Regions from separate parts of the Homo sapiens genome. Here region 1 is linked to region 2. Evidence: read pairs that join two places in POLR2A ChIA-PET (ENCODE). Cell type or tissue: MCF 10A. All regions are shown on one strand.

The links. Peaks named below come from ENCODE experiments on the same cell type or tissue, not always from the same donor. Only the 100,000 strongest peaks of a DNase experiment are listed, where the experiment ranks them.
Region 1: POLR2A ChIA-PET joins it to region 2 with 9 read pairs; 1 of 35 experiments calls an interaction of 5 or more read pairs at or near these places.

Annotation. Positions count from the first base shown.
Region 1 is chr2:237,816,322-237,820,321 of GRCh38, forward strand. It overlaps RBM44 (RNA binding motif protein 44), which reads left to right. Exons shown (of 16, transcript NM_001080504.3): 3 at 672-2,275; 4 at 2,580-2,638; 5 at 3,854-4,000. Among named protein-coding and RNA genes, the nearest start is that of RBM44, 20 kb to the left of the region's middle. In MCF 10A, no CTCF peak of the experiment used is centred here; a DNase peak (open chromatin) is centred at 1,920.
Region 2 is chr2:238,032,595-238,036,594 of GRCh38, forward strand. UBE2F (ubiquitin conjugating enzyme E2 F (putative)) reads left to right here. Exons shown (of 10, transcript NM_080678.3): 9 at 3,284-3,346. UBE2F-SCLY (UBE2F-SCLY readthrough (NMD candidate)) reads left to right here. Exons shown (of 19, transcript NR_037904.1): 7 at 3,284-3,346. Among named protein-coding and RNA genes, the nearest start is that of SCLY, 26 kb to the right of the region's middle. RefSeq lists a silencer at 155-350. In MCF 10A, no CTCF peak of the experiment used is centred here; a DNase peak (open chromatin) is centred at 1,587.

The DNA of each region.
Region 1 (4,000 bases), 220 kb before region 2:
TCTTCTTTTTCTTTGTTTTTACAGTGCCTAGAGCTAGCACTGGAGGCGCCCAAAGATTTATTAAATAAATTTATAAGAAAAAAGTTTCTTATTAGACCATTTTACAAACAGTGGCTGCCCTGTAAACAGTAAATTTCTTCCCATCGAAAGAATTCAAGAAAATCTTAGCTGTTGTCTTAGGTCAGGCTGCCATAACAAAATACCATATAGTGAGTGGCTTAAACAACAGGTGCTTATTTTCTCATAGTTTTGGAGGCTGGAAGTCTGAGATCAAGGTGCCAGCATGGTCAGGTTCTGGTGAGGGGTCTCTTCCTAGCTTGTAGATGGCTGCCTTCTTGCTGTGTCCTCACATGAGAGAAGGGGGAGGCAAGCTCTTTTGGTCTTTTCTTGAAAGGACACTAATCCTATAATTAGGGTCTTGCCCTCATGACCTCATGTAAACCTAATTACCTCTCCAAGTCCCCATTTCCAACATATGGGTCTGGCCTTCAAGGCATCATTTGGGAGGACATGGTTCAGTTTTTAGCTGCTACTGAAAGGGATATTTTTCATGGATGATGTAAATTGTAATCCCGCATTGGGAAGAGCTTAAACCAGATCATGTCTAAGGTTTTTCTAGTGTCTAGATTCTGTAATGTTGCTGTTAATGTTTTTATCCTTTTTTTAATCAGATAAACCTTCAAATCCAAAGAAAGAAAATTTGTTATTATCCTCCAATGGTTGTGATGAAGTCAAATTGACTTTTCCTGATGATGACTGGAATTCTTCGACACTAGAGCAAAGAGCTAATAATAAAGAAATCAGCAATATTGACAAAATGGATTTATTAGAGCCATTTTTTTCAGTGAGTCAAGATACTAACACAGAGAGTACTCAGTTTCAGTCAAGTGAACTTGAAGACAGTACTGACTATGCTTTCTTGAATAAAACATATTCTATACCTTATTCAGAGTCAAAACTAAAGAAGGAAAGTCTTACTCCTTTAAGTTCAGAATTAGATCCTGAAGTGCAGAAAAAAGAGGAGGTTTTTTTTAATATTTTGGAACATCAAGATAAGACTGTTGGCTTGGAAAGAATCTACAATATTTCAGATGCTAATTATAGAGAAAGTGCTGAAGATACACAAAAGCATGATACAGATGAAGACTCACAGCAGGAATATCACAGTGCAGAAGAACAAGAATACATAAGTAACCATTTATCTTTTGACCAAACAAAAGCATTAGATATATCTAATCCAGAAGTTGTTGAATTAGGAAATTCGGGTTATGAAGTTAAATGTGCTAGCAATGTAGAAGATAATCGTGTTAACTCGGGAAGTGGTTCTATCATCTCTTTCGATTCACTTGATGTTTATGGACAAGAAGAGTCACTTCATGTCTCCAAATTTCAGAATTCTGTTATGTTAAGAGAATATCATGACCTAAAGCATGAAAAGTATAAGGAACAAGAGACTAATTCAATGTACCACACTGTATTTGATGGCAGTGTACTAAGAAGCAATTCTCCAGGAAACCAGGAATCTCAATCTAAGAGTGGTTCCTTGAGCCCTCAAAAAGTATTAAAAATGAAAATTTATACTGAAAACATGAAATCTCAAATAAATGAAGGTAAAGATTTTTGTGGAAATAAAATTGTTGAGAACAAAATATTACTGCACCTTGAAAATCCTAGCACATTACCACAGGATAAAGCTTTAGAGACATTACTCCAACCCTGTAAAGATTGTCAAACTTCCTGGACCTCTGTTTTTGATGATTCGATAATTTCTGCCTGTGGATATTATGAAAGCCTACAAAACACTGCTGACTCAGCCTTAGATTTTTCTGCTATGCTACCAAAGATCGCAGTCAGAGATAATCAGGCAATAGAAGATAATACGTCCCTAAAAGTTGCTCATAGCAGTACCACAAAGAAAACATGCTTTCACAATATAGGAGAAATGTGTACTAAATCATTGACAGATGCAGCAAGTTGTACAGTCACAATTAATCAGACAGTGGACGTTAGCACTGATTTTAGGGCTTGTTTCACAACCAGCAGGGCAACAAGTGCAAGACCTTCTGTAGTATCTACATCAAGCAACACAGAGATAACAATGATGAATAAAAAACGACCTGATGAATGGCAAAATGAGAAACAAAAAAGTGTGGCTTGTAGTACAGATTGGTCATACAGTGAAGATTGTATAGATACACAGATGGCTATAACAAAAGGATCAGGAAAATCTCTCTCCGTTGACAGTTTAAAACCTAATGGAAATTTTCTAAATAAGGTAAAATCAATATGAGTAATAATAAAATTTGGACTTTATAAAGAGACAGTGTATGCTAATGTAAGTGTTTTTGGTTCGTTGAATTAAGGCTTTTGTGAGAAGATGCTAGATGAGGGGAGTAAATTAAAAAGGGAGTAAATTAAAAAGTAAATTAAAAAAAAAAGACGTGTAAATTACCACCAGTTCTATCCTCCTCTCCTGGCAGCTCCTCCCACAAAATCCATTAGAAATTGAATTGTACATTTTATTAGTTTGGAATTTCAGATATAACTTTTTTAAATTTAATTTTAAATCATATTTTCAGGATTTCCTGGAATTAAGAAAAGCATGTGGTATCACAGACCTAAAGAAACATCCTGAGAGGTACATCATTTATATATGCTTACAGATACATCTGGAAGAAAAAATCAAAATAGTATTTGCTTTCTGTATAGCATACTTACCCATATAGAATAATAGCTAAAATGGACTTTAAGAAATCATCTGTTTCAACCGTTTGCATTCAAATAAATATTAAAACAATATAGAATATTAAAGCTCTTCACTTATTGAGATTTCAGTCTCAATTTCTTCAGAAACTCATGGCATCTAATCTTTACTTGTTCAACCCAAATCCATACTGATTTAATTTTCCATTTCCTTTCACTTTATTCACCTGTAGGCCAGAACAAACTAGCACCTTTGGAATATGTCATTTATTTGGAGAAGTAAATAGCTACTTTCACAGGAGCATTTTAATCTTGATTTTAACTCATTGCATAATTTGCTTTGCATTTATCAGATACTCTTGTAATTCAGAACACAGTGGAGAACCAGGAAGTGGGAGGGAGAGAAACAGGGAAGGTCTAAGAAGCGAAATTAGTTATCATACTCTGAGGTCATTTACTTTTTCCTTCACTTATTACTCATTCTTCTAATATGTTTAATCTGGCGTTTCAGTTCTATACAATTAAATTATTGGTTTCTAGAAGCAGAACCATTGAGAATAGCTAGAAGTGGCAATTAGTAACAAGGGAAGACCTCCAAAAACTACTAATACTCAAAAAAACATAGTGATTTGGGGCTTTTTGATATAATAGTACAGCAAAATATTTGCTTATATTAATGATCCTTAACTATTAAGAAATATGTAAATTATTTTCTATTAAAAAGATAATATGTTTTAAGAATAATTTTCATCCAAAATGCTTATAACTTTTAAAAATCTTGGCCAAAGTTTGATTTAGATTGAAAGAAATCCATTGATTCTGGATAAATAAGGTCATTACCAAAATGACTTTATAGAGAATAAGCAATTCTCCAGAATAAACAATTCTCAAATTCATACTTCCTTTTTTGGTAAAAGAAAGTATGAATTTGAGAATTGTTTACTTCCTGGACCTCTAGAATGAATATATTTAGCTTTAACTTCTTGTTTTCTGAAGTTGTTATATATTCCTACAGCCTCTTCATCTTTAGTATAAATTGATTTAAACTTGACAGGGAAATATAAAAAATTTAAAATCTGTTTCTGGAGGCATGTTATTACTATAGAAAAATGTTTGGAATCTTACCTGATCCTATCTTTTATTTTTAAAGGGAATTTCAACTTTTTAAAGATACAGAGAAGGATTTGCCATCAATGTGCTGTCAGAAGATAATGCAGAGAGCCATAAAAGCAGAGCTGCACCTTTTAAATGTTCACTATCAGATGTGTCGTCGCCATTGTTGTGATATTTACAAACT
Region 2 (4,000 bases):
ACAGAGACTCTGCCTCAAAAAACAGATACACACAAAAACCCCCCAAAAACATGCTGGCTGGGCATGGTGGCTCACACCTGTAATCCTAGCACGTTGGGAGACTGAGGCAGGTGGATCACTTGAGCCCATGAATTCAAGACCAGCCTGGGCAACATAGCAAGACCTGTCTCTAAAAAAAAATAATAAATTAAAAAATAGCCCACCGTGCAAACAGTTACATAGTTACCCCTTTTTTCTATTGCTCTTTTATGAGTCAGAAGTAGAACAGTGAGGTGGGGAATGAGGGGACTTTGGAGTGACATGTGGGGAGGTTGTCTGGGGCAGGGGCCACAGCAGTCTCACTTCTGCCCTGCTGAGGTGGCTGACCCCGGTTTCTAGGGGATGAGGCTGGTTCCACTTCCCTTAGCCCCTTCCAGCAGGGTGGCTGTTACTCTGGGGTCACTTGGCCCAGTCCACTTCTGTGCCTGTGGCTACACTAGCCAGCCCAGGGAGTGGCCCTGTCACCTCCCAGGTGTTCTGGTTGGGGTGGATGATTTTGTGGTTACCCAGCCTTGAGGGCTTTTCATGAGTCCAGAACCTCAGAGTTGTTGTCTTTTTGTCAGTGATGAGCTGCTGAAGTTTGCTGTTCTCAGGAAATAGCATTTCTCAGACAATGGCCCTAGGGCAGGAAGAGGCTAAATGGACTCAGCCAAAAGCTGTTGGTTGGATTTTTTTTATACGATATTATACGTTCCTTTGAATTTTTACTTTTCGATTCATAAAGGCGCTTTTAAAGAAATAAGCTTCAGAGATCTGTTTGTGAAAAAATAGTTTTTGCTACTTTTGATAAAACCTAAGGTGCCTCTATGATCTTGGATGGTCCACCCAGGCCAGTGGGCTGTTTTATGAGCATCCTCCTGGCCAGGTGTCATGTGGGTCACTAGCTGTTGCCTACAGCAGAGGCACCTGCAGGACTCAGTTAAACTAGGGGCGGGTCTGCTCTTACTTGTCCTGTCATCTGAGGGCACAGTGTTCTTATCTTCAGCAAAAGCAGAGCCTCAAACTAAACTGAGTCCCTGCCCACCTTTTGTCTTTCTGTCAGATGTTAGCTGGTGAATGTCTATCACACAAGCAGAGAAATCAAGCACTTCCAGTGATTTCAGGATCTCCCTGAATCTCCATGGGAGGTCATACCTGATGGACACCTGGACTTGACAGTTTCTGCTGGTCTTAGCCACTTTGTTCTGCTTCTGTCTTTGGCTTTTTCATTGAAGTGAATGAAGTTTTATTTCTGGAGCCTAATTTGAAATCTGTCTGGCAGTTGTGCTGCATTGTAATATTGAGCCTTGGCATCTCCAGATTTGATTGAGAGAGCCAAAGCTGTGAACTCAGGCCCTTCTAGGGGCCCATATGCCGTCATTGTCATCAGCCACCATAATTTTTTTCTGGAGCCCACCATGTCTGTCCCAGGCTCCTTGGCTCTGAATAGGTTTTAACTGGCAACTTGCTGCAGGGGAATTAATGGGAGGAAAGAAACACTGGCTCCTTGGACTTAAAAAAAAAATTGTTGGCTAGGCGCAGTGACTCACGCCTGTACTCCCAGCACTTTAGGAGGCGCTGAGGCCAGCAGATCACCTGAGGTCAGAAATTGGAGACCAGCCTAGACAATATGGTGAAATCTCACCTCTACTAAAAAAAAAAAAAATTAGCCAGGCGTGGTGGCGGGCGCCTGTAATCCCAGCTACTTGGCAGGCTGAGGCAGGAGAATCGCTTGAATCCAAGAGGTGGAGGTTGCAGTGAGCCGAGATCACGCCATTGCATTCCAGGCTGGGCAACAAGAGCGAAAATCCGTCTCAAAAAAAAAAATTTTTTTTTAAGAAATCTGCTACAGCCACACTAGCTCCCCATCTCTCAGTGCTCTAAGTAAATTCTAAAAGAGCCAATCAAAATTGCTAATTAAGTCTGTAATGGTTATTCTGATCAACTCATTTATCTTAGGTCTAACATATAGTAAAGAAGATAAGAAATTCTGTGTGTCTGATAACAGTCTTTATCTAATATGTACTTTATATTTTTGCCTTTTTCTAGGACTTGGAATCTGATTTTCCAACTGTGAATGACTATAGAGATTTACAGTTTTTCTTTGCTATTTTGTAACATTTTAATGGTCACAGCCATATTAATCTCCAGGAACATAGTCCCCAAATTTAACATCATTCCTGAAGAGAAATATGGTTGTCTTGACAATGATCCATCCTACAGCCTGCGTTGGAAAGCCATGACTCATCATAAGGACAAATTGAGGCCCCCTGATTTTTTCTTTTTTTTTTTGTTTTTGAGACCGAGTCTTGCTCTGTCACCCAGGCTGGAGTGCAGTGGCGCCATCTTGGCTCACTGCAACCTCTGCCTCTGGGTTCAAGCAATTCTCCTGCCTCAGCCTCCCGAGTAGCTGGGATTATAGGCATGCGCCACCATGCCTGGCTAATTTTCGTATTTTTGGTAGAGACGGGGTTTCACCATGTTGGCCAAGCTGGTCTCGAACTTGTGACCTCTGGTGATCCTCCCATCTCAGCCTCTCAAAGTGCTGGGATTACAGGCGTGAGCCACCGTGCCCAGCCAGGCAAGCCCCCTGATTCTCAACAAGAGGGCTGAGCAGTGTGAAGATAAGATGCGGCTTTGGTCCAAAGTCCAGAGTGCTTCTTGGGGCTGAGGGGCGTAGCCATTGCAGTGCTTTTCCAGGGGAGAATGGGTTGGGCTCCCTCTCCTGAGTCGGGGGACATGAGCCTAGCGACACTGCTGTGCAGTTTGCTCGGGTTCTAGACATCGTCCCTATTGGCTGTGCATGGGAGGCTTGGTGAAGCAGAGAAAGGAAAGTCCAGGGAAGGGGCCCAAAAAGTCAAAACTGTTAATCACAAAACAAAAGAAAAAGTGAATTTTTATGGAAAAGAAGGGGATTTTTATTTGGAAATGCTTAATAATAGTGGTTTTCATTCTCCAGTTATCACAAATAGCATTAGAAATGAATGCGATTGCAATTTACTCCATCTTCACCAAACTTTGTAGAACTACATGTCAACATATCTCTGACTTCTTTCAGTCAGTTGTCAGTCACCATTTTGAAAAAAATACCCACATGTTCGATATTTTGGTATCACAAGCACTTGAGTTCTTAGTGGGATTCTCAGCTCTCCAGTTTGGTCTGCCATTTGCTAATTAGACTTCTCTTACTGTGCCATAAAATGAAGACTTTAACAGCAGAAAAGCAGTTCTCCCAATGTTTACTTTAAGTTTCTCTCTTTTTAAGGATCTTTTGAATTTTGATGATCCACTGAATATTGAAGCTGCAGAACATCATTTGCGGGACAAGGTGAGCCAGTAACAGGCTTATTCTAGGTTGATGTACTTGTCACGAACACGATTACTACTGTCTCTTGATTGGATAAATGAGAAATTTATCCACCAAGAGAGTGGTGGGATGCAAGGCTGGAATTCAAAGCAATTTGTAAACAATATGGTATAGTAAATGTGTGTAACCTCAGGAAAATGCTTTACCCAAGGTTGGAGAGAATTGGTGTGTGTTTGTTTTTTTGTTTTTTGTTTTGTTTTGTTGGTTTTTTGAGACAAGATTTCACTCTGTCACCCAGGCTGGAGTGCAGTGTTGCAGTAGTGGCTCACTGCAGCCTCCACCTTCTGGGCTCAAGTGATCCTCCCTCTTCAGCCTCCTGAAGTAGCTAGGACTACAGGTGCATGACACCACATTCAGCTAATTTTTTTACTTTTATTTTTTGTAGAGATGGAGTCTCGCTTTGTTGCCCAGGCTGGTCTTGAACGGTTGGCCTCAAGCAATCCTCCTGCCTTGTCCTCCCAAAATGCTGGGATTACAGGCATGAGCTACGGCGCCCAGCCGAGAAGTGATTTTTTTTTTATGTGATTTCCTAGTAGAATTTAGTATGAGTAATTTAAAACAGGTATAGCACTAGCATGGTGGCGTTGTGATTACACCTGTAATCCCAGCCTTTGG